Linked DNA regions of Mus musculus: regions 1 and 2 are each linked to region 3. Evidence: chromatin loops called from intact Hi-C (ENCODE). Cell type or tissue: left cerebral cortex. All regions are shown on one strand.

Region 1 (8,000 bases), 210 kb before region 3:
AAGCAGCCAAAAAGCAGTGGAGCGGGGGCAGGTGTAGGGAGAGCAGGGAGAAGGGTGGGGGGACAGGTGTAGGGAGAGCAGGGGAGAGAGAATGAAGAAAAATTGGTGGTGGGGAGGAAGGCATCTCCAGGACATGCCAGAGACCTGAGTTGGGGGTGTAGGGGAGACCCCAGAGTGTATATGGGGGCAACTCTAGCTGAGACTCCTAGCTGTGGGAGAATATGGATCTTGAAGTGGCCAGGCAGGACCCCCAGTGTAGGGATAATGACAGTAACTCACCCACAAAACCATCAATCCAAAATGTACACTGCCCACAAGACGTGCAGGGCCAAAGATAGAGCAGAGACAATGACTGGCCCAAATTGAGAACCACCCAATGGGCAGGAACCAATCCCCAAAACTATTAATGATATTCTGGTATTCTCACAGACAGGAGCCTAACATAACTGTCCTCTGAGAGGCTCCACCCAGCAGCCAATGGAAACAGACACAGGGACCCACACCCAAACATTTGGTGGAGCTCAGGGAGCCTTGTGGAAGAGTTGGAGGATGGGCTGAGGTACCTGAAGAGGACAGGGACTCCACAAAAAGACCAACAGAATCAACTAACCTGGACCCTTGGGGATTCATGGACCCAGGGACTGAACCACCAACCAAAGAGCAAGCCTGGGCTGGAGCTAAGCTCCCTGCACATATATAGCAGAAGTAAGCGCAGCTTGGTCTTCATGTGGGTCCCCCAACAACTGGAGCATGGGTTGACCTTGAATCAGTTGCCTGACTATGGATCCTGCTTCCCTAACTGGATCACTTTGGGGGGTCTAGGGGAAGCCCCAGGGTGTCTATGGGGGCAACTGTAGCTGAGACTCCTAACAGTGGGAGAATATGGATCTTGAAATGGCCAGGCAGGACCCCCAGTGCAGGGATAAGTTCTCAGTGGGAAAGGATGTACCTAGTCCTACAATGATTTGATGTGTTGGGGGAGTGATACCCAGTGGGGGTCTTGCCCTTCTTAGAGGAGAAGGGGAGGGGAAACGGGGGAGAGGGGCTGATATTGGGATATAAAGTGACTAATTAAATAAATTAATAAAATGTAAACAAACAAACAACATTACTAAGATCATCTATCTGGTAGGTCAAAAGTAGTAGGTAGCAAACTCAAAGATACTGATTAGAACGTATGGTATTTTTAAGTTGTAAGGGCCCATGATTCGCTGAAGAATGATACTCCAGATTCAAATAAATAATAAATGCAGAGAGTGGTTTATTCTGCAGAAGTCCAGCATGCTGAGGTCTACCACCTACAAAAATAGAGAGACCCTGAAGTGAGCTTGCAGGCCTGATTTAAAGCCCATTACAGGAGCTCCAGGGTGGTTTTTCGAGACAGGGTTTCTCTGTGTAGCCCTGGCTGTCCTGAAACTCACTTTGTAGACCAGGCTGGCCTCGAACTCAGAAATCCGCCTGCCTCTGCCTCCCAAGTGCTGGGATTAAAGGCGTGTGCCACCACGCCCAGCGATGACCTTCATCTTGATCCATCTCTGGGGACATTCCAGAAACACTGTGGGGCCTGGGGAGCTGGCTGGAATCTGTTGCTGGGGAAGTTGGAAATGCTCCAGAGTCATTGCCCTTGCCTCAGGCCATGTGGTGGGGCAGCTTCTGAGGCCTGGATTTGCCCAGTTCTTGGAAACAGAGATTTAGGCCTAGTCTCCCTAACTGGCATTTTGAAGCCTGTCATGCAGTCAGCCTAGCCTTCTCAAAGTGACCAGGTGCACGGTTTCCTGGTGACTGTTTCATTAGTGGTTTGCATGCACAGGTGCACAGCAGCGCTCACACACACGCAGAAGCTGAAGGACAACACCGAGCATCTTCCGGTATCACTGTCCATCTCTCACTGAACCTGGAGCTCACCTTTTGCTTCATCCAGGCTGGCTGGTCAGCAGCCCATTGCCCTTACTGTCAACCCTAGCCAGTACCTGAGGTTACAGATATGTATAGCAGCGGCTGGCTTTTCACTCAGGTGCTGTGGATCAAACTCAGGTCTTCCTGTTGTTTGTGGTTCTATGTAAATACTATGCCATGTTGTAGAAGATCCTTGAGTAGCCTCAGTCCTTCATTTAGTAGAAGAACAACTGAATATTTATTCTTCTGTACTGTTTTTAAGGCCTGTATGTGTTGTATAGAATAGAGTTTATTCAGGGCATGTGGAGGGGAGTTAAGAGGGTAGCAGAGACCGAGAAAGGGCTCCTCTCTTGCCAGTCTTGAATAGAGTGCAAAGCCCAGAGCTACAACGCGAGGGACTCGGAAGTCCTGAGCACAAGGTAATGCTGGTCTTAAAGCAGACAAAGCTTTGAACAGCCAAGTCCTGATCTCTACAATGTTAGCTGGATTCCTGTGGTTTGCACCCACAGATCTTCCTTAGCAGATACATTACTGTTAAAAAAAATAAATAAAAGTTAACTCATTCATCTTGTTCTAGAACTTAAAGTCATTTAATTCCAGGGGACATCATTGTGCAGAGTTTGCAGTTATACTGGCGATGGCTTTTAGATTACAGTCTGACCTTTACAGTTCTCTTGTTTGTAGCAGGTGGTTGTACCCATGTGGCTTGAAAAATAGAACTAAACCCATGGCCTTTAGTTCATGTGTCTCTAGCAGCTGAGAGTGGTCTGCTGGTGGGAATGAAAATGGCCGGGAAATGTTAATTGATTCAGTTTGACAGTGCTCGCCACATCATAAATCAATAGCGCGGTGTTTGTGTGAGCGAGTGATAAAGACGGTGGTGTGGCGGAGAAGGATGGGACTTATGGGGTAGGGTACTGGGTCTTGATAATTTTGTTTTGTTTTTAACATAGCTCAGGAGGCTTGGGGTTCTCTATCCTCACAGGAAGCTTGTGTGCAGTGGGGACAGGTAGAGTGACATCAATATTGTGGACTAATTCCAATAAATATCAGGACTTAAGGTTAAAAAATATATATGTATACATGATTTCACCCAAGTGTTTTCACACACACACACACACACACACATGCATCACAAACACATTGGAAGACTTCCAACTGAAATACCTAATTTGATAGTCGTTATTTACATACTATATGGAATATGATTAGTGAAGCTCACTAGCTGATGCCATCTGTAATGTGCAGGACAGACACCATGACAGCCTTCTGTGATCTGTGACCTTCTGTGCAGCCCATGGTGTACACCCAGCATATTTTTCCACCAAGAAGGCATTTTTGTCACATCATTGTTCCACGCTCAGTGTCATGTGTTCACGTGATGCTTAGAAGAGTGTTTGTCTTAAAAATTGCTTTTTTTGTTGGGTTTGACTATTTTCTTCCATATCCTGAGATCCAAGCCCGGTGGAAGTAAACAGTCTTAAGGTAGGTCAGGAAGAGATGCCATGTTCTTAGGAAGCCTTGTACAACTCTGCCATTTATGGAAGATTGTACACAACCCTGTCTTTGTTGGTTATCTTTTTATCACAGTGGTTGTTTCTCGCAAATAGAAAGATACCAAGTTTTTAAAAACTAGCTCTCTAATAAAGATGAAGCCCCAAGGTTTCCCTAGCCCTCCACAGCATGGCCTACTGGCTGGACATAGAGCATTATAACTCACCAGTCAGCCCTCGTTCTGATGCTATTACACCCAGGATGGTGGCTGCTTCTTTTTTTTCTTCTCCTTCTCTGTATCCTTCTCCTTCTTTTCTTCTCCTCCTCCTCTTCCACCTCCTCTTCTCCTTTTCTTCCTCCTCTTCTTCTCCTTGTTCTTCCTCCTCTTCCTCCTCCTTCCCCTTCTTTTTCTCCCCCTCCTCCCTTTCCTTCTCCTTCTGATTGTGATGAACAGTGGCTTAAATAACAGCCTAATTCACTTTTAAAAATCTATCCATGTTGCTTTCTGCAGTCTAATCTAATATTAACCCAAGTCCTTCCTAATTAAACCAAGGCCATTCAATTATGCATTTTAATACTGTGATGGTTTTTAACAGTACCAAAGTGAGAGAGATTCATTAGAAAAGTACTTAAGGCAGAGGAATTCAGGTAAGCTCAGAGAAAAACAAATTCAGATCTCTTTGAATATCTTTCTTGCCTTAAATATATTGCCAGTCTCTTTAGGGAGCCCAGGAGAGTACTCGAAGAATCTCAGTGCCATTCTAACTCGATCTGACGTGTCTCAAGCCTATATATGCGATCTGGGGAGAGATGTTGGGAACACACAATTAGCTGCAGAGAACAGAGAAGCCATGTTGAATTCAACGTCAGGGGTATGTTCTTGGAATGTGTTCAGAACCTCCTTAGAGCTTTCCAGTTGTCCTCTTAGAAATAATCATATCTTTCAATACTGGAGGAGATGTGACAGAAAACACTTTCATGTTTTTAAATGTTTAAGATTAAACAGTCACAACAAATAATGTGTAATTAAAAAAGAAAGAAAGAAAGAAAGAAGAGAGAAGAAAAGAAAAGGAGAGGAGAGGAGAGGAGAGGAGAGGAGAGGAGAGGAGAGGAGAGGAGAGGAGAGGAGAGGAGAGGAGAGGAGAGGAGAGGAGAGGAGAGGAGAGGAGAGGAGAGGAGAGGAGAGGAGAGGAGAGGAAAGGAAAGGAAAGGAAAGGAAAGGAAAGGAAAGGAAAGGAAAGGAAAGGAAAGGAAAGGAAAGGAAAGGAAAGGAAAGGAAAGAGAATGACTTTTCTTCCTGGGTGATGGGAATGGGCAAAATGAGCAGAAATCCACTAGGGGGCAGGGCATCCCAGTGGGAGGATCTGAGCTGCTAGGGACAGGATTCCAGAGTCTGGGTCTTAGAGCTAGGACTCATTCTTGGATGAACTGCTCAAAACCTCTTGGACCTTAGTATCTTGTTTTCTAAAATAGAAACAAGGAGACCACATGAGACTGTGGGTACAAGAAAGCATTAGGCATATACTGTTATTCAATAACAACAAAAAAAGATGATGTTAATGACAACAATTACTAAAAAAGGCAGAGGATAGCTTGGGGGACTAGCTCAGTTTGTAGAGTGTTTTATACACTATGTGAGGTGCAAATGACTGTAATCCCATCACTACCCAGGGAGCAGGGAGCAGCTGAATGAATGGTTCAAGCCATCCTCGACTTCAGGCTCTATCCTTTATTCATCCATGACTACATTCTAAGGTTAGGGCCAGCCTGGACTACATGAGACCTTGTCTCACCCAAAGAACACAGAAAATAAAATAATGTTAGTTTTGGGGCTCAGTTGTATACAGGTTTATTGTGTCAATTTATCTTATTGAATTTACATTAGAATTTATGATGATTTATGTCTTTATGAGCCCATTTTCCCTAAGAACTTTAAGCTCCAGAGAGAATTTTTTTCCTTGTAGGAAGTAAATGGTGTTTTAGCCATTTTAATGTCTAGAACATCATTATCATATTTTTATCATTTATTTTCATTTCCTAACGGAATGATCTGCTGACGTACCAAAGGAAAAAATGGAACATAGAGATAACTTGTCTCTTAATGCCTTTAAATGTTTCCCCCTCTTAAACTTTGTGGTCTGAGGATGGTCTAGCATATTTCTCCTGGAATGTTCAATGAAAAAATGTCATCTGATGAAACATAGGAATACTGAATGCATTTTCAGGCACAGAAATTGCTTTTTATGAAATGATTACTTAAGTATAAATTCCAGTAATCCTTAGGAGCCCTTTTACAAAATAACTGTGTGTTCCAGACGCAGTAGGCAGTGCTAACTTAAGGCTGAAATAGTCCATCTCTGACAGTGAAAGGTCATCTGAATAAAGATTTAATGCCTCTGAAATTATAGTGTGAGTTAAATGGAAATATTTAATTTATAAAACCTTGATTTATATATGTTCACTCTGTTCTTAGCCTTTTGAAAGTAGCTGACTCATGCACCTGTCAGGCCAGGAAGATCAATGGCAAACCAGCCCCAGGCATTCCCTGCTACCTCAGGTACTCTCCGAGATTATAGATGCTATTCCTGCATCGTGTTTATCTCCAACATCTCTGAGATGGTCACCATCACCACCTCCAATGCTACCATTATATCCTCCACCTTGGAGAATTCCCCTTTGAAAACAAACAACCTTGCCTGCTTAGTTGATCCTGCCTGGCCAAGTAATAGAACTGGTTAGGGAACAAATTGCAATATGTTCTTATGAAACTAGAGGTGGCATGGGCCCATCTATGATATGGTCTTGCATCATGAGACTTATCATGACCACTAGACAATATAGTCAGACCAGGAAGCTGAGAAGTGTGTGTGCTCTGGAAGACCCCAAAGCAAACTTCCATCGCCAATGTACTCCAAAAACCCAGGACCTCCATAAGAAAGAAGACATCAGTTACCGGATAACGTCAGCTACAGGATAACGTAGCCTCAATTTGCTTATCTGAAGTTTTAAACCTAGTTGATAGTCAGAGAAAGGCTAGCTTCTTGTTGACAATTCAAGTTCTAGAAGGTTCTGATGCTGCTGTTTTAAAAGCCCCCTAGGTGACTCTGTCAACTCATGCTTGAGAACTACAGGCTACAGATGACCATCTCAACACACCTCTAGTCCTAGCATTGCAATGCCCTTATCCAAGTATTCTTTGATTGACTGCACTAGGACCAGAACACAAGTCCTTCAGAGTCTAGGGTGTAGCACCTGGCTCCTCTCTGCCCAGTGTAACCTCAGTCTTATCCAAATGCTAATAGGTGGCCCTGAAACATGACTGGCACAAGAACTCTGTGCCCATCCAATACTCATTTTTGTTGGCTAAGAATATCTACCAGTACTTGCTGGATAGAGCTGCAGGATATGAAGGGGTGCGGGTCGGGAGGACAGTACAGGCTTCTAAAGGAGTAACAGGATCTGCTCTGTCACTCTGGGACTATCCCAGATGACTCCATTCAAAGCTTTGCCATAATCGTCAGGGCCTCTGAGGGTCAGCACTACACCGTGGTGATAGAAGGGTTGTGTAGACCCTTCCTCCGCTCTCCATCTAAATAGGGGTACTGCGGCAAACTCACTTCAGAGTGCTCCTCCTCCTGTAACAGGTCACTATCTGCTTGCAAACACCTTTTAGAAATAGATATGTTGAGGTGAGGGAGATAGCGTGCCTGAGTGAGACTGAGCGTCCGCACACATGTAAAATATACATTTGTAGTCTCAGTGTTGGAGAGGCAGGAAGAGATGGACCCCTGGGGAATCACTGGTCAGCCAACCTAGCTTACTTGGCAAGTCCCAGGCCAATGAGAGGCCCTGTCTTCAAAAATTGTAGATCACACCTAAGGAATGACATCTGAAGAGGTGCTTTGGCTTGCACAGGCGCCTGCGCTGCCCCACACCAACCCCTGACTCCACACCCCCACCCCCACCCCCCGCATGCATGTACTCATGCAGTAGATATGTCTCTTCTCCATTATTTTCCTCTTCCTTTCATGTTCCTCTCTGATGGTAAAGGAAATCACCCCTTTTTATGGACGAGCCAACCACACGCTTTCTGATTTTAGGAGCCTTTTGTATTTTTATTTCAAAGGATGTACTCAGAGGTCTCAGAAGAGTTTCACCCATCTCCTCATTTCCAGCTTCTAGAGCCCACTTACTAGGCAGCGTCTAACAAATCCTTGGTTCAGAGTTCCTCCATTCTCCAACTGCCGATTGTGCTCCTATAGGCAAAGGCTAGGATGGGTAGCTGGGCATTTGAACACAACTCACTGTTTCTTTCCACGAGAACATCTCTTTTTACAACACTCACGGGCCAACCTGCGCCGAGATGAGGCGCCTGCAGTAAAAGAACCACGAGCTGAAGAGCAGGCTAACAGACGCAGAGAAACTCAAAGTGGTAGCATCCGACCGGCCTACTCTCCTCCCACTGTTAGATTCCAGAGGCCACTTCCGGTCTGCCCGCCCATCACTGCCTCTCCCCACCACTTTCCACATGCCTCCAAGAAAGTTCCACTATTCGCTCTGGCTACCAAAGTCCTCTCCTCTTCCCCATACCTCAGTGCCAAGCCCTGTGG
Region 2 (8,000 bases), 710 kb before region 3:
TAGGGCCCAGCGTTGCTTTATGCCTCAGTTTCTCCAGTTGTACCGGGAGGTAAAATGCTTGTTCGGCCCATGCTCATTTGTCTCTCAGAGCCACAGTGCACCATGGGAATGGGGTGATCCGTAGCTCCATTCACAGATGGGAAAAGGAGGCCGAGAGGTGGGTCAGGAGAGCCTGGGCCTGGGGGTCAATCCCGGGCCGGAAGCTCTGGCTCTGAGAATGTGGCCAAGCAGCTTGAGAAGAGGCTCCAGGGGGCCACTGGGCAGCAGAACCCAGCCTTTTCACATCTCTAATTTTCTTTAGTCTACCCTCCAGTCCCTCATTGCCTGGGGTTCACAACTCCATCCCAGCTGAGGCTGGTCCCTTCCCCCCACTTCCCAATTATGGTTGTTCACAAAAGCTGAACCATGACCAGACAAAGGGACAGGGATGAAAGTGTTGGTTGTCATGGCAACCTGGTAGGGTTGCTGGGACCCAGGGGAGGGGCCTGGCTGTGTGCCTGAGCCCATGCATCCCAAGGATCTCTGAGCATGAGCCAGGGTGGCCCAGGGGCTCACAGGAATTCCCCTTCTGCTCTGAGCCCACCAGAGCTGGCTATACAATGATAACTTCACCCCCCTCGCCCCCCATGGGCAGCACCTGCTCCCTGGGTCTCCCCTGGTGGCCCTATTATCCCGCACCTGCTGCTTCCCCACCTGCTCCCTATTCTTAGCCCCCTCCCCATAGCACACCCTGTTCATCACTAGGCCCAGCTGCCTGCTCTGACAGCCAGCCAGGAAGGGGTAATAGAACCAGGAGAGGTAGCATGGAGGGCCCAAGGACAGAGGGTCCAGAGGCCAGTCCAGCTCTGTTTGACTAGTAGTGTGTATGCTTACAATGGACTCCATCTCAGGGCCTCAGTCTCCCCACCTGTGAAGTAGGAACCGCAAGCCCTGACCTCAACTTTCTACAAAAACTTTACTGCTTGGAAGATCTTAGGCCATCGTGTTTCAAGATCTGAGTTACAGAGGACAACCAGGTTGGGGAGAGGAGGGAGGTGATGTGCCTTCGGCTGTATTCCCAGGGCTATGTCTGTTAGACTACAAGGAGGCCAGGGCATTTCTCTGATTACTGAAGAATCCTTTGTGGGCTATTTAAGTAAGGTGTGGACCCAGCCTGGGTGCCAGGCAACAGGTAGATGAATAAGGAAACTGTGATTATACAACATGGAGGCTTATCCTACCGCAAGAATCAGTGCTGTGTGCAGGAAAAGAAATGGGGCTGCAAAGCCTTGTGTTACATCAAAGAAGCCAGATGCAGAAAGACAGAAGCCACGATCTCTCCCACGTAGGATCTATATCTATATCTATATCTATATCTATATCTATATCTATATCTATATCTATATCTATATCTATATCTATCTATAAAGAGTAGAAAGGGGACTTATGTGGGGAGGAAGGTATCTAAGGGGGAGGGAACAAGAGAGGATGACAGGGGGAGTTTAAAAGACATCACGTGTTTTTATGTATAAGGCTTAGATTTTAAAAGTGCATGTCAAAAAGGTATCTCACATGGAATCAAAACTACTTACAGGAAAGAAGTGGACCATGAGGACAAAGAGCGGGACAAGGGAGGGTGACGCAACCTTCACGTGCATGAAGATGCTAATGGTTCATATTTTATATCCTGAAGAAAGAAATCAAAAGAACTAAAACAATCCCCATAGTTAAAACAGAACAAAGCAGAAAAAAAGAATCACTTCTGGGGCTGGAGGTGATGTTTCTGAAAAAGGGTCCCGAGGAACTGAAACCACAGTGATGTGTCACAGAGAAATGACAACTCACTTGTAAGTTGTCATTAGCCAAACGCTTTGACTGATGTTAGGATTAAGTGGAAAGTGTGACATTAGCTGATATTTATGTTTGGTTGTGACAGACAGACATGACAGAGTGAAACGTATCTAATGCTTTATTTTCTTGGTAAGAAGAATTCTCTAGACAGTTTGGAACTCAGTGGCCTAATGGAATGAGGTATAGTGCTGTGTAGGTGCTGATGGGGATGGAGGAAGTAACTGATGGATGCAGAGATGGTGATGATGGAGGAAATGGTGGTGGTGATTGTGGGTGACTCACTGGAGAAACATGAGCAAGCACCTGGATAGGGCAGTGATGACAGATCATAGCCACAGTTCCATCTAAGTCCAGCTTAGTGAACCAGAAAGTTTACTGTTGTTATTTACAAGGAGCATAAGTGCCTCAAACAATCTGCATGGCTGAAAGGCCTACTCAAGGTAGCTGTGGGTGGAGACTCACAAAGGCTGCATCCCTGGAGCCTTCTGATCAACTCAGCATGCAAAACTTTGGGGGTGGGGCTGGGGCTTTGTAAATCCTGTAAGTTTTAGGAACTTCCTGTGCCCTGTAAATTTTGTTTACTTCCTGAGTCTTGTGAACTTGGCTCCTCTCTCCAGGAGGCAGTGTTCAGTGTGTTGGAAATAGGAACATGAAATAAGCATCCCAAGAGTGATGTAGGCAGTGGCTGTGATGGTATCGAGACTGGTAGGAGTGCTGAAGGTAAGGACCAAGGTGGGAGCATTAGTGGTGAATATGGGAGTGGAAGGTGTGGAGGTGATACTGGTAGTGATGGTGGTGCTTGTGATGATGGTATTAGTTATGGTGTTCTGGTGGTTGGTAGTGATGGAGTTGGTTATAGTGAAGATGGTGAAGATTTTAATGATGGTCTTGGTGCTAGTGGTGATGGTAACAATGGCATGAAGTATGGATGGTAGTGATGGTGGTAAATATGAAGCTGGTGATGATGGCCCAGTTTTAAAAAGAAAATTAAAAAAATGGGGCATGGTCACTATTTTAGTCAGGATTCTGTAGAGAAACAGAATTGATAAAATGAATCTATCATTTATGTCTGTCTGTCTGTCTGTCCGTTTGTCTATCTATCCACTGAAAGGAGATTTACTAGAATGGCTTATAGGTTGTGGTTCAGCTAGTCAAACAATGGTTGTTTAACAATGGAAGGCCCAAGAATCCAGTAGTTGTTCAGTCCCTGAGGCTGGTTGTTCAGTTGGTCTTCAGTATATGCTAGAATCTTGAAGAAGTAGGCTCTAATGCTAGTGAAGGAATGGACTTGTGAGGGAGGGTGAGAGCAAGCAGGCAAAGAGAGCAAGCAGGCAAAGAGAGCAAGCATCCTTTCCCCATACCCTTTATATAGTCTGCCAGCAAAAGATGTAGCCCAGATTAAAGGCGGCTCTTCCCACCTCAAAAGATCCTGCTTAAAAGTAGGCCTTTCTACTTCAAACAATTTCATTAAGAAAAAAATCCCTCACAGGGGTACCCAGCCACTTGGATTTTAGTTAATCCCAGAACTAGTCAAGTTGACAATTCACACTCCCAAAATTTCAAGTGCTGGAGATGTAGGTTTGTAGTTTATTGGTAGAATGTTTGCCTAGCATGTGTGAAATCCTGGGTTCCATCTCCAGCACTGAACAAACTGGGCATGGCGGAATGCTGCTGTAATCTCAGCCCTAGAGGAATGGGGACAGAAGGATTAGGAGTTCAAAGCTACTCTTGACTACATAGACAGACAGTTGAAGGCCAGTCTGAGCTACCTGAGACCCGTCAGAACAGGACAGGACAGGACAGGACAGGACAGGACAGGACAGGACAAAAAGCAAACCACTGGCTAAATCCTTAGTTGCAGCTGTAACTGCCTTGTTACAATTTGCTGCCCCAAGAACTGTCCCTTAACTTTGCTTTGCACTCAGTGTAGGCTTGTGGTGGCCTCTAGGTGGCACTAGTGGACTTTCCACTGCTTTGAGGCTACCCACCTGTGAAGCTGATTTGGCTACTGTCGCATTCTTTATGAAAAGTGTGAGCAGCTACCAACCCCTTAGTAGAGAGAACTCTAAAACAGCATCTGGAAGACTATGCCGAAATAAAGGGCATCTTTTTATTTCCAATTTCCTCTTTCTATAAACTGCTCTCCGATGAGTTCTCTATAAAAACATCCTATAGTTGCTAGCCTCTGCAGACAGGGTAGGCTTGGGACATTGTCTGCGATGCAAGCAGGTAGAGAAGGCTTCTTGTTTGTTTGTTTGTTTGTTGGACATAGTGCCTTGGTATAGAATTCAGACTGGTCTTGAACTTCTTAACTACAGACTACCAAGTTTTGGGATCACAGGTAAGGGCCAGATCCTCAGGTGTGAAGGCTTTCTTGAAACATATACCAAGGCCTACCTTCACGAGAAGCTTTTTATACGGTGGGATCGACGATTCCTGAGTTCTTCCCAGACCCACTCCAGAATTCATATCAGATTCACTCCAGAAGCTGACCACACAGACCAGGGGATATATATATATATATATATATATATAATTAATGTGTATATGTTTGTGTTTATGTATATCACATGCATGCATGTGCTCGAGGAAGTCAGAAGAGGGTGTTGGATCTAGGTGAAGTCACTCTAAAAGGCTAACACACCCACACTTTGCCCTTCCCTGTCTCCCTTATCTAACTGCTACCAGAATCCTCTGAATAGAGCTGTATGCATCACCACTGACAAGGTTGGCATTTGGGAATCGAACCTAGGTCCTCTGGAAGAGCAGAAGTTCTCTTAACCACTGAGCCACCTCTCCAGCCCCTTCTCTTCAACATCTGTTTTAAAAATCAACTAGTCAGAGTTGATTGACTGCCCATCTGATTCTCTCTTTCCCTCATCCTCATCTATAGCTGGCTCCACTTTAGAACCTTCCAGATCTAGGGACTAGAAAGATGGTTCAGCAAGTAAAGTCTCAATGTGTAAAAGCATGGGGGTGTGTTGGATTCCCAGAATGCATGTAAAAAGCCGGGGATGGCCACGTGTGCCTGTCACTTCAGTTCTGTGGGAAGGTAGCCACAGATGGTCGCTGAGGTTTGATGATAATCCCAGCTCCAGGGTCAGGGAGAGACCCTGTATTAAAGGACTATAGATAGGACTGGATGCTGGGCATCGTCCTCTAGCCTCTGCCTGCACAAGGACACACATGGACAAAGGCTAGCCACACATACAATGGTTGGATTAGTCTAGGAAGAAGGGTTATCCTCTCAGGGATAATCCTTCTTAGCTCAGGAGTTCACCAACTCTGGCATTCTTTTACATACTCTTGTAAAAAAAATTATTAAACTGGTTTTGCAATTACTTGTGGTGGTTTGCATGAGATGCCCCCCTAACCCCCCCATAGTTCAGGTATTTGAATACTTGGTCTGTGGTTGGTGCTGCTTTGGGAGGCTTGGGAGGCGTGGCCTTGCTGGAGGAAGTAAGTCACTGGGGTGGGGGTGGGGGCTTTGAGAGCTTAAAGACTTGCAGTGTTTGGAGTTTGATCCTTCTGTTTCCTGCTTGCAGTTCCCAGATGTGAGCTCTCAGCTATTCCTGCCATCATGCCTGCTGCTTGCTGCTGTGATTCCCAACTGTAACGGGGATGGAGTCCTATCCCCCTAGAACCATTAGTCCAACATAAATCCTTCTGCACGTTTTCTTGGTCATGGCATTTTATCACAATAAGAAAGTAACTAATGCACTTACTATCTTAGGCTTCCATAAGATTCCTGCCTGCCCTCCTTCCTATGAAGAGTTTAGGAAAACTGCAGCCTTTCCATCTTGCAAGATGGCAGCCGAGAAAGCCAAGAAGCCTGACACAAGGGAGAAAATCTTACAGTACTCATGATCTGCTCTATATCCCAGAAATGCCTGTACAAAAAAAGGAGATACTCAGTGCAAAATCCAAGGTCCTGTCTACTGTCACAAGCCAGCCAAGAATGGCAGTACCTGGGTGGTTCAGCTTTACAAAATGCCTAGGTGTTATCCTAGCGAAGACGAAGACATGCCTAAGGAGCTGCTGAGCCGGGGCAGAAAGGTCTCCAGTCAGCGAGTGAGAAGGCTGCCTGTGAGCATCACTCCCGGGACTGCTCTCCTGATCATCCTCACCAGGCACCACAGGGGCAAGAGAGTGGTTTTCCTGAAGCAGCTGGGCAGCAGCTTGCTACTTGTGACTGACCTCTTGCCCTCAACCGAGCTCATCTGCGCAGAACACACCACAAGTTTGTCATCGCCACCTCTACAAAAGTTGGTATCAGCAAGGTTAAAATCCCCAAACACCTAACAGATGCATCCGACAAGAAGCAGCAGCCCCCCAAGGCTGGTCAGAAAACTGTGGACTTGCGGATTTTGCTAGAGATGAAAGCGGTTGCTCAGCTCCAGGGTTACCTGCGATCTCGTTCTCTCAGACAAATGGGATGTACCCTCACAAACTGATGTTCTAAATCGCTGACAACCTAATCAAACTGATTCATATGTTAAAAAAGCAAAGCAAAGCAAAGCAAAGCAAAGCAAAGCAAAGCAAAGCAAAGCAAAGCAAAACAAAACAAAACAAAACAAAAAACCCAGGAGGATATTTTGACTTTTGTCATAGTTACTAGAATTTACATTAAAGTAACATTTCATATATTCGTCATCCTAGCCTTTAATGGCTGAGCCATCTCTCCAGTCCTAAGGTAACATTTCTATAGCGTACCCAGTTAGAAAAGAGTGTCCTTACTTGGAACTTGAATCCTCATAGCTGTTAAAAAATCAACATAGGGGCTGGAGAGATGGCTCAGCAGTTAACACCACTGGCTATTCTAGTGACCATGGTTTGATTCGCAGCATCCACATGGAGGCTCACAACCATCTGTAACTCCAGTCCCAGGGGATCTGGCATCTTCTTCTGATCTCATCTCTGCAGTTTCTAGGCATGGTAATGGTGTGCAGACGTACACACAGACAAAATACACATATATAGAAGGCATGGCTTAGAGAAAACATTGGAGAAACTAGAATTGTTAAACATGCAGACCTATTTTCTGCAAGGGAAGGAAATAAGACCTTTTCGCCTGGAAGACTGAAGTGGATGCTGTCTAACAATCTGGTGATCTCTTGCTGTTCTGTGGAGCCAGCTGTTTTCTTGAGTCTCCCCCACCCCCACGCCCTCCCCCCCAAATCCATCCGTTAAGCACCGTTAAGGCTCTAATCTTGAGCTTCATCTCTCAGTGAATAGAACTTTTCCTTATGAAGGAGGTCCCACGTACTCTTCGTCCTCCGTCAACAGGATCTATCCTTGTGTTTGTTATAAGTCCCTCCTCCTGGGCCTTTACCCTGAGCACTGTTTATCAGTCAGTAGAATTCATTATTATTGTGAAGATCGCAGGTGCTTTGCTATAGAGATTTACTTTGCATGGGAGTCTCAATGTAGCCATCCCTGAAGGTTTGTTGTGATAATTGTCACGTGGAGACTTTTCCCCCAGAATTTTACCGAACTTAACTGTGCAAGGAAAATAAGCCGTGATGTCAGACTCTGCTGAGGTGACGCTGATCCATGGTACATCCTTCACCTCTCCAGGATTGTTTCCCTGTGAGCCAAGACACTTGCAGGAACCCCAAATCCATACACAGAAAGTAAACAGAATCTAAAAACAAACAACATCAATGGAGAAAAATCAACAGCTTTGCTGGGCTTAGTGGCACACACTTTTAATCTCAACAAGCAAAGGCAATTAGATCTTTGAGTTTGAGGCCAGCCTGGTCTACATATTTCTCAGCCAGTTGGGGCTACATAGTGAGACTTTGTCTCTAAATCAAACAAAGAAATAAACTCACAGAACAGTAGCTTTTCCCATACACCAATTAAGTGGAGAAAAAGACTGGGGGAAAAACATCTCATTTGTAGTAGCTTCAAAAGCAATTAAAATATGGAGAGTAAACCTAACCAAGAAGGCGAAAAAAAATCTACAAGGAAAATCTTAAAATGCTTAAGGAAGGGGCTGGAGAGATGGCTCAGCGGTTAAGAGCACTGACTGCTCTTCCAGAGGTCCTGAGTTCAATTTCCAGCAACCACATGGTGGCTGACAACCATCTGTAATGGGATCTGATGCCCTCTTCTGGCGTGAATGAAGACAGCTACAGTGTACTCACACACCTAAAATAAATAATTCT
Region 3 (8,000 bases):
AAATGCTGTGTGATTATTGCTGTATCCTTAAAAAAAAATGTGTCTGTCATACTTAAAAGCTCTTTTTAAATAGGAAGAGAAAAATAACTGGCGGGACTTGTAACAAGGTCTTTTATGTTTGCGTATCAGACATTCAGGGAAAACTTGTTTTCATTTACTTGGTCTCCCACCCTGTATATCATATCAGTTGTTATAAAGTCCTGTTTAGTGGTGCTGAAATACAGCAACTCACAAAACCTGTTGTAGATTAATTATACTTTACAATATTATATTTAAAAACATGAAGATTTCTATCATGAAATGAGAGAACTTTACTTGCTTACTGAATATCAAATTGATCTTAAAACTTAATCACTTTAAAATAAACTTAGTATTCCACCATTCTTATTTCATGAAATCTCCATTTGAGTCAGGAGTCATTAGCTTTTATAATGTTTCTGAGGAAATTATTATCCTTTTATATGGCATGCATTAACTATATGGTACAAGGGTGGGTGTGGAACTTGTTGGTAGTGTTTCATTAGTAAGCCAGGGCCCGTTGTGTGGTCCAGCATTACAGACAGCCACCACCACCAAAATGCGTTCAGAATCTATCGTCTTAAGTGTGCGGGAGAGAACATGTGGAAAATGGGCCCTTCATTCTTAGATTTTTGTTTTTGTATTTATGAAGTGAGTTTTATAGTCTATTTTTTTGATACAAGTTTAGTGGTTTTGGTGTAAGTTGAAGTTCACCTTATAGTTTGAACTAGTTTTAATATTTTAATTCTATATTCACATAGCTTCCACTTTTTAAAAAGCTTAATTTAAAAAAAAAGCTCTAGTTTTTTGGGCAATAAAGAAAGAGAGTGTGAATCCTATTACAAGACAGTTTTCTAGACTTGAAAAACACCATTGGAGAGCTCACTGCTTCTTGAGTAGTGCTTTGCAAAAGCCTTGCGATCTATCAAAGAGGAAACCCTTGGCATCACTATTAAAAGTTAGTTATGTGAATCTCAGGTGTCAGGGAAGGTTGCCACAAAATCTGGGGTCTAGTTCTGACTTCTCTCTCAGCTCTGACTTTAAGCTAACTTGAGATTTATCTTTCTTTATCTTTCTATGTATTTTCAAGTGTTGTTATTAGTGTGTGTGTGTGTGTGTGTGTGTGTGTGTGTGTGTGTATACAGGCACCTGTGCCACAGCTCATGTACAGAGGTCTGGACAACTGGCATAGTCACCTTTAACCTTCCACCATGGGTTCGGGGGTGGGCTTGGATAGTCCACCTCGCCCTTGAGGCTTTCATCTTGGAGCCACCTTGCTTTTCCCTTATTTCCACATTTTTAACTTATGGGAATGATTGATCCCTACCTCCTGAAATAGTTGTGGAACAGTGTATTCTAAGGTGTAAGATGTTGCTCTACATTTCAAAGTCTTGTAAAACTCTTTTTTTTCTCTTTCAGATCTGTTGTTTCTTTTGGGCCTTACCTCGTCAGTGTGCATTGTGTCTGAGATTATAAAGAAGGTTGAAAGGAGCCGGGAGAAGGTCCAGAAGAATGCTGGTTCAGCATCATCGTCTTTCCTTGAAGTATGATGCATATTGCATTTTTTTTTAATTTGCAAACTAGGAATTGCAGTCTGAGAATCATTTAGAAGGGCAAGTTCAAGAAGATAATGAAGACTTAAGGACTTTTTTAACTTTCCATTGACTAAAAATGACCATTAATGTTAAAGACTTGATTTGAACTTTGTTGGTAGTCCCAAATGAAATTATGCAACTTTGAATAACACATTCCTTGATTTGAATTGGCTTTTGCAATTGAGTGAACTTCAACATATGGGCAAGTACTGAATTAAAAAATACAAAAGGCAAAACCTGAACCACCTTCTGCACTTAAAGAATTCTAATGTACAAATACACTGTCTGTCTTAGATGGATATAAATATTTTTTTTATTTTTAAATATTGTACTATTTATGGTTGTGGGGCTTTCTTACTAACACACAAATAAACTCAATCATTTAAAGGCATTCTATTTGGTTTAGAAATTGCCAGGGGTGCCGTATTTCAGCTACCGTGCTTCCTTTTTCCTGAAATGTAAGCAACTGATACCTTGTGCTACCATTTTTATATTTCAAGTTGTTTTTTTTTTTTTTTTGCACAGGATGTGACCACTGTCTAATCACTGTTCTTTTCTTTCTTTTTGTGACTGAAAAGCATATACTGCAATTGAAGTAAATGTTTGCTCTTCTTAGTAAGTGTAAATGGTTGTTTTTTGGTTTTTTTGTAGTTTTGTTTTGCATAGAGGAACGAGTCTTTGATCTAGCAGAATTATTAGTTCAGGGCTGTTATTGGCATTACAGTTAGAGTAATTGTAGTTAACACACAGCCATAGAGTCAAAAACAAGGCTGGGTTGGAATTTAAAACATTATATTAACATGTCCATGTTTAGTTTAATACTGCTTTGTCGGTATCATTTTGTCATTTCTTCTTTATAAATCAAACACTTCAGCTGAATAATTGACCTTTATTACTGTTTCATATCTGTATTTTTAAGTCTATTTCTTAGAGAGTATAGACTAGTATACTTACAAAATAGAAAAGTCCCAAACTCAGAGAGATAGCATATGAACCAGGGTGTACATTGGAAGATCCTGTGCTGGCCGCCTCCTCCGAATCCTCTAGGCAGCTGCTTTGACCTAGATTGTAGCACAACCCTGAGTCTGTCCCTTCTACCATTTGTTGTACTGTCTTCTACTTCATTCAGTATGCTTGGGAAATAGATGAGTTTGTTTTGTGCAACACCATCTGTTTTTATAAAAGCTCGATAAAATAAAAGGTAAGTGTTTTGTATTTTATAACCTGTCAGGATTAATAACTGTTCCTAAGCTTGTTCAATATTACTGGTGACTGTCAACACTGGTGTGCTGTCATTGATAGGAGAGTTCTGTTGTTTGTGTCTGTACTACTGAAGCACGAGCATAAGGGGCCAGGTGTCTGCACTTTGTTCTTTATTCTTTCTGGCTCAACTGTCAAGTGTACATTGTTCTGTCTGATTAGGTGGAACGTGAAATCATTGTCTGACCAACTCTTAGAGGTTTGATGTCTCATAGCAAAGTTTTATAATGGTTTTTTACATTCTGTTCCAGACTTGAAAACTACATATTAAGTGCATATTCAGTCTTGTTTATTATACAGTAGAGGTTGAGAATATGACTCATGAAATGAATGTGCCTATCTTTTCACTTGGTATTGAATTATAAAAATAAAAGGAGTTTTTCATAAGTTCACTAATGACTTCCCAGTTAGTATTGTTAATGCTAAAATTATAACTATAGATGCCAAAAGATATTGAAAAATATTTAATACAGATCCAGATTTCAGTCTTCCAAATTTTATTAGTCCAAATTAGGATGAATCAGTTGACTGTCCTAGAATCTAAGTGTCCGGTTTCACTCAAGTCTCCTCATCCTAGGACTTCTCCACTGCCTACTCCCTTTGATTTTTTTTTTCCCCCTCCCATTAGGACAACTTCTTTAAGTTATTTGATTGCATAGGGGCTAAACATTAAAGAAAAGAGATATCCTTGAAAGAAATTCACCAGTCAGGTAGCTAACTCTCAAATGCTAAAAGCTGAGTGCAGCCACACGGAGACATCCTGCGGGAAGTAACAGTGAAGCTCTACAACCCAAGGAGCCTCCCGTAGGATTTGGGTTTTTCCAGCCTCATTAACTGTGTGCATGAGGACAGAACGTGCTGTTTTCCACATTTCACACCCACTCGCCAAACTTCTGATACAATGGGAAGCCTTCTGAAATTGCTTTAAATTTGGATCTCTCTGGTGTAGTAAGTAAGTTTTGTTTAGACTTAAGAGTCTTTCATAGAAATGGATTGGTAACAACAGTAACAATCCCACTTGTGAATTAATTAACATCACACTGCTTTTCCACCTCTGCTGCCTGGCAAGTTTTGTGTAGCTTGTTTGGCTCCAATGACTCATCCAAGAAGTGAGATGAATTGATTATATTTTCATTTAAATTTTATTTAGTCCTTGAATGTACTAGGAATACAATGGCATTCTCATCCTTCCCAACCTCTTTGACAGGAAAAGCAGATGATAAAAGTGCTAAAAAGCAATTTTATCTATGTTAATAGTGATCTTTGTGTATTTATTTAAAAAGTATATATATTAAAATAAATTATCTAAATAGAAAGTGGTGTGTGTACATAAACACAAGGATATAAAATAACCCCATTTGGTCTATGGCTGAACAACAGATTACCCTGATGAGTTCGGCTGGCTGACGTGACTGTTGATTTCAGTTAGATCCAGGTTTGATGGTCTGACTTTGGTTTGTAGTTGTCAGAGTTGGTTATTGATGATAATGGATAATATGCTGATATATCAGACAATTTCTATAAACATTGCTACAGTGTTAGGTTTATAAATACGTAACCTGGTCTAGGAAGCTTTTAGTTCTCACACAGTTTGAAATACACCATCTAAAATATTACAGTGAATGAAGGAGAGAAATTACTTTGTGGGAGAAAGTTGCCAGAGAACCTTCCTAGGACTAATAACTAAGTCCTTCAAGGGGGACGTTCCAGCCAACAGTCAGCAGGCCTTTGCAGCTGCACAGGAGAGTGTTCACAAAGGGGTTGGTGGGAGATAGAAGGGTGGGAAGTAGAAGGAACATTGAAACCCACAGATTCTTTGGTATTAAGGCTGTAGGTGTATTATGAACAGCTTGAAAGTTGGGTGGTGAAGGCAGAACTGTGGCATGCTGGAAGATGATGACTTTGAGCTATTGAGAAGTAACATAAGCTGAGAAGGCCTTAGCGAGACACGGGATCATTTGAAATGAGGTGCTCATGGTATCTTTGAGGTTTACAAAAGCAATAGAATGGGCTAGCGAGAAGGCTCAGTGGGTAAAGGAGCTTGCCCCGAATCCTGAAGAATCCCCATGGTGGAAAGAGGACCGACTTCCACAGATGTTTTCTGACCTCCTTGCATGCATCATAGGACCTGTGCTCACATGCTTACCCACAGACAAGTAATGAATAATGGAATAAAGCTTGACTTGACAGGAGTCTAAGATGTTTGACATAGCTAACAGTCAGCAAACAGATGGATACATTAAAAAGGCAGCACTAGGAACCTTGTAGTTTCCTTTCTAATGGAGTCTTTTGTAAGTAAGACCATCAAACTGGAAAAGAACCCTGGTCTGAACCATCTAAGTACCTGTTTGTTTTTTTTTTTTTTTTTTTTTTTTTAGTATTTGTAGTTAGATTCTCTTAGTAGGTGAGGTGGAGAGAATGAATGAATGAATGAATGAATGAATGAATGAATGAATGAATGTCAATATTTCAGAGAGCCTATATAGTTGGTGGTGTGATGGGCAAATGGGACTAACACTAGAAAACACCAATGTGCTTTGATAATGAGTTTGGCAGCAAAGTAGAGCTTTGTTTCCTGTTGTAGCCAAGGCCCCTTTGCCTCTGCTCGCACAGTGCTGCAGCACCATGTCCACTCTGGGACAGTTAACCTTAGTTTTGAAAATTACAGACCGCTTGTATTTAAAAAGCCCAGCAGAGACAGCTTAAGATGGCTCTAGATAGCTGGGAAGGGGAAGGGGTACATTTGTGATGGTTCTGTTGTCAAGGGAAAACATTGCTATTAAATTGAGGGGGAAATGTAAGGTTTCATCTAGAAAACGTTAGAAATTCAAGTCCAAGTCACCGATGACCCTAGCCGGAAGTTAGGCCAAAGAACTTTAACCGCGTGGTTTATCTCTAGCATTGGAAGTTTCACAGAATGCCTGTTTTAGAAGTACTTTACAAAATACAATCGAATGTTTTCCTGTTGGAAGCATATTAGTTGAGAAGTGGCATTTTGGTGCCATCTTATGGTCATAAAAATATGATGCCTTGTCTAGTTAGCTCCTGTTTGTTAAGTCTACATCTTCTAGTCATAATATGGATGAGGCTAGTGAGTAAGGCCCATACCACATCATCTATGAAGCAGTATGGGACAAGCTACTATTACATAGCTGATTGTGTAGAAATAGTGTACATAAGGGAAGACATGAGAAACTGCATCTCACACGGCATGTGTTCATGTGGAGGCCAGCTGTCATTCCTCACTGGATCTGACAGGGTCCCTCATTGACTTAAGAGCTCACTAAAAAGGCTAGACTGGACAACTAGTGAACCCAGAGATCTGCCTCTCTGCACTTTCCCATGCCTGAAATTGGAAGTGTACATAGTATGGCTGGCTTTGTAAAGGTATGTGCATTTTGTAAACTTTGTTACAGGCCAGGGGTTGACACATTGAGTGTCTTCTGCTATTATGCTTTTTTTTTTTTTTTTTTTGGACAGGTTCTTTGAGTCTAGAGTTCACTGGCTGAACGTGCCCCCCCCCTCCCCCAATCTGCCAGATCTACTTCCCTTTCCTTCTGAGAACTAGGGTTACAAATACAGTCATGCCCAGCTTTCATAGGGGTTCTGGGGATCCAAACTTAGGTCTTCACACATGCTCACCACGTCCTTTTCTCACTGAGCCATCTCCGCAGCCTGGATTTGTCTATTGAAAACTTGTGGGAGTTCAGATGCTAGAAGGTTTATAGTACTTTGTCATTAGAAACCTAGGTTTGAGGCTCTTCCTGTTCCTAGATTTCAGCTCCTTTGTAATGTCTGCCTTCTTGAGACCAGACAAGAGGGTATTATTAGAATGCCAGCTTTAAAAACAAAACAAAAACAAACCGCGGGGATCTGGGACTTGAGCAGATTCAGCTTTCAGGTGAGCTGTTTCCTCAACCAAGTAGCCACAATCCAAATTACATGTCTTTGACCATTATTTCCATGACTTCAACATGACAACTCTTAAATTCCTGTAACAATCCTCATTCTCGGCCTTGTCCACCGTCACTGATTATCTTGACTGACTTTCACAATCTTTACCCTCATGGTATCCTTTTCTAGTGCTCGGCACCCATCTTGTTTCTTGCTTTGCTCTTCCTTTTCAGGTACAGATGTAACAGGAATGGGTGTTTAATCACATTTTAGTGCCAGGCAAGGGTTACCATGCTTTAAAACGGGTACTAAACACCGATAGACACATTATTTTGACTTCATCCAGTTGAGACCGACTCGTTGACTGTTAGCTTTTATGAACAAAGAAGGGTAGGTAAGGCCATTTAGGCAGTAAAGGTCTTTGCCTTCTAAAAGTATAATTAAATTAGGACTTCAAGTTGAAATAATAAGGGTCACTTGAGTCCTTTTCTCATGACCAACTGGCCTGGAAAAGGTCAGAGGTTATATTTACAGATGAACAAACTTTCAAGGTTTTGGTTACTGAAAATAACTTGCAAAAAATACATATCCAATATAATTTTACCCCCACTAAACAGAGCATGATTCTATTACAGTAAATGGTTTTCTCTCTCCAGTTTTACCCCAAGATTTAATCATCTTAGCTGTCCAGAACTCCTTTGTTACTTGAATGCTAATTGAAGATTGATGTGTCCAAAGCCTCAGGTGAGATTTTATTTGCTAGAATGGAATCAGAAACAGCTCATCTTGATTGAAAACACAGGAAAGTAGATTTTGAAAATGTAGAACACACTACACTCTGCTTATCTAAGGTTTCTTGTTGCCTCTTAGACCTGAATTTTTTAATTATTTATTTTAATCTTAAAAGGCCAGTCAGACAAAGGAAATTAGGAGGAAAAGAAAGGCCAGGCCAAAAGTCACATATAGCGACTCTTCCTCTGATTTGCCTCTGGGTAACTTCTGTCTCAGTATGCAGCAGCCAAGTCTGGTCTTTGTACTTGGTAACTGAAAACACACCTACCTCTCTTCCCTCCAGTAATTGAGGAACAAGATTTGCACAACAAAAACTGCTATACATAAGAAGTCAGTAGACTTGGGACAACCTGATTTTGGGGTAGAATTTAGCAATTTGAATACATATCACAGTACCAGACCAACCCACAACAAGAAAATTGCTAACTGTTAAGAACTACA

The links. Peaks named below come from ENCODE experiments on the same cell type or tissue, not always from the same donor. Only the 100,000 strongest peaks of a DNase experiment are listed, where the experiment ranks them.
Region 1: it touches region 3 in a loop (3.0-fold over the local background); 2 of 42 quality-filtered maps call a loop at or near these places.
Region 2: it touches region 3 in a loop (3.0-fold over the local background); 4 of 42 quality-filtered maps call a loop at or near these places.

The regions. Positions count from the first base shown.
Region 1 is chr9:105,614,215-105,622,214 of GRCm38, reverse strand. No RefSeq gene overlaps it. Among named protein-coding and RNA genes, the nearest start is that of Pik3r4, 25 kb to the left of the region's middle. In left cerebral cortex, a CTCF peak has its summit at 4,739 (motif pointing right); a DNase peak (open chromatin) is centred at 4,741.
Region 2 is chr9:106,119,585-106,127,584 of GRCm38, reverse strand. It overlaps the pseudogene Gm9451. Among named protein-coding and RNA genes, the nearest start is that of Gm51688, 12 kb to the left of the region's middle. In left cerebral cortex, a CTCF peak has its summit at 3,782 (motif pointing right); DNase peaks (open chromatin) are centred at 328 and 3,792.
Region 3 is chr9:105,406,627-105,414,626 of GRCm38, reverse strand. It overlaps Atp2c1 (ATPase, Ca++-sequestering), which reads left to right. Exons shown (of 27, transcript NM_001253831.1): 27 at 1,438-3,265. The coding sequence ends at 1,568. It also overlaps a transcript of Aste1 not described here. Among named protein-coding and RNA genes, the nearest start is that of Aste1, 15 kb to the right of the region's middle. In left cerebral cortex, a CTCF peak has its summit at 5,884 (motif pointing left); a DNase peak (open chromatin) is centred at 3,775.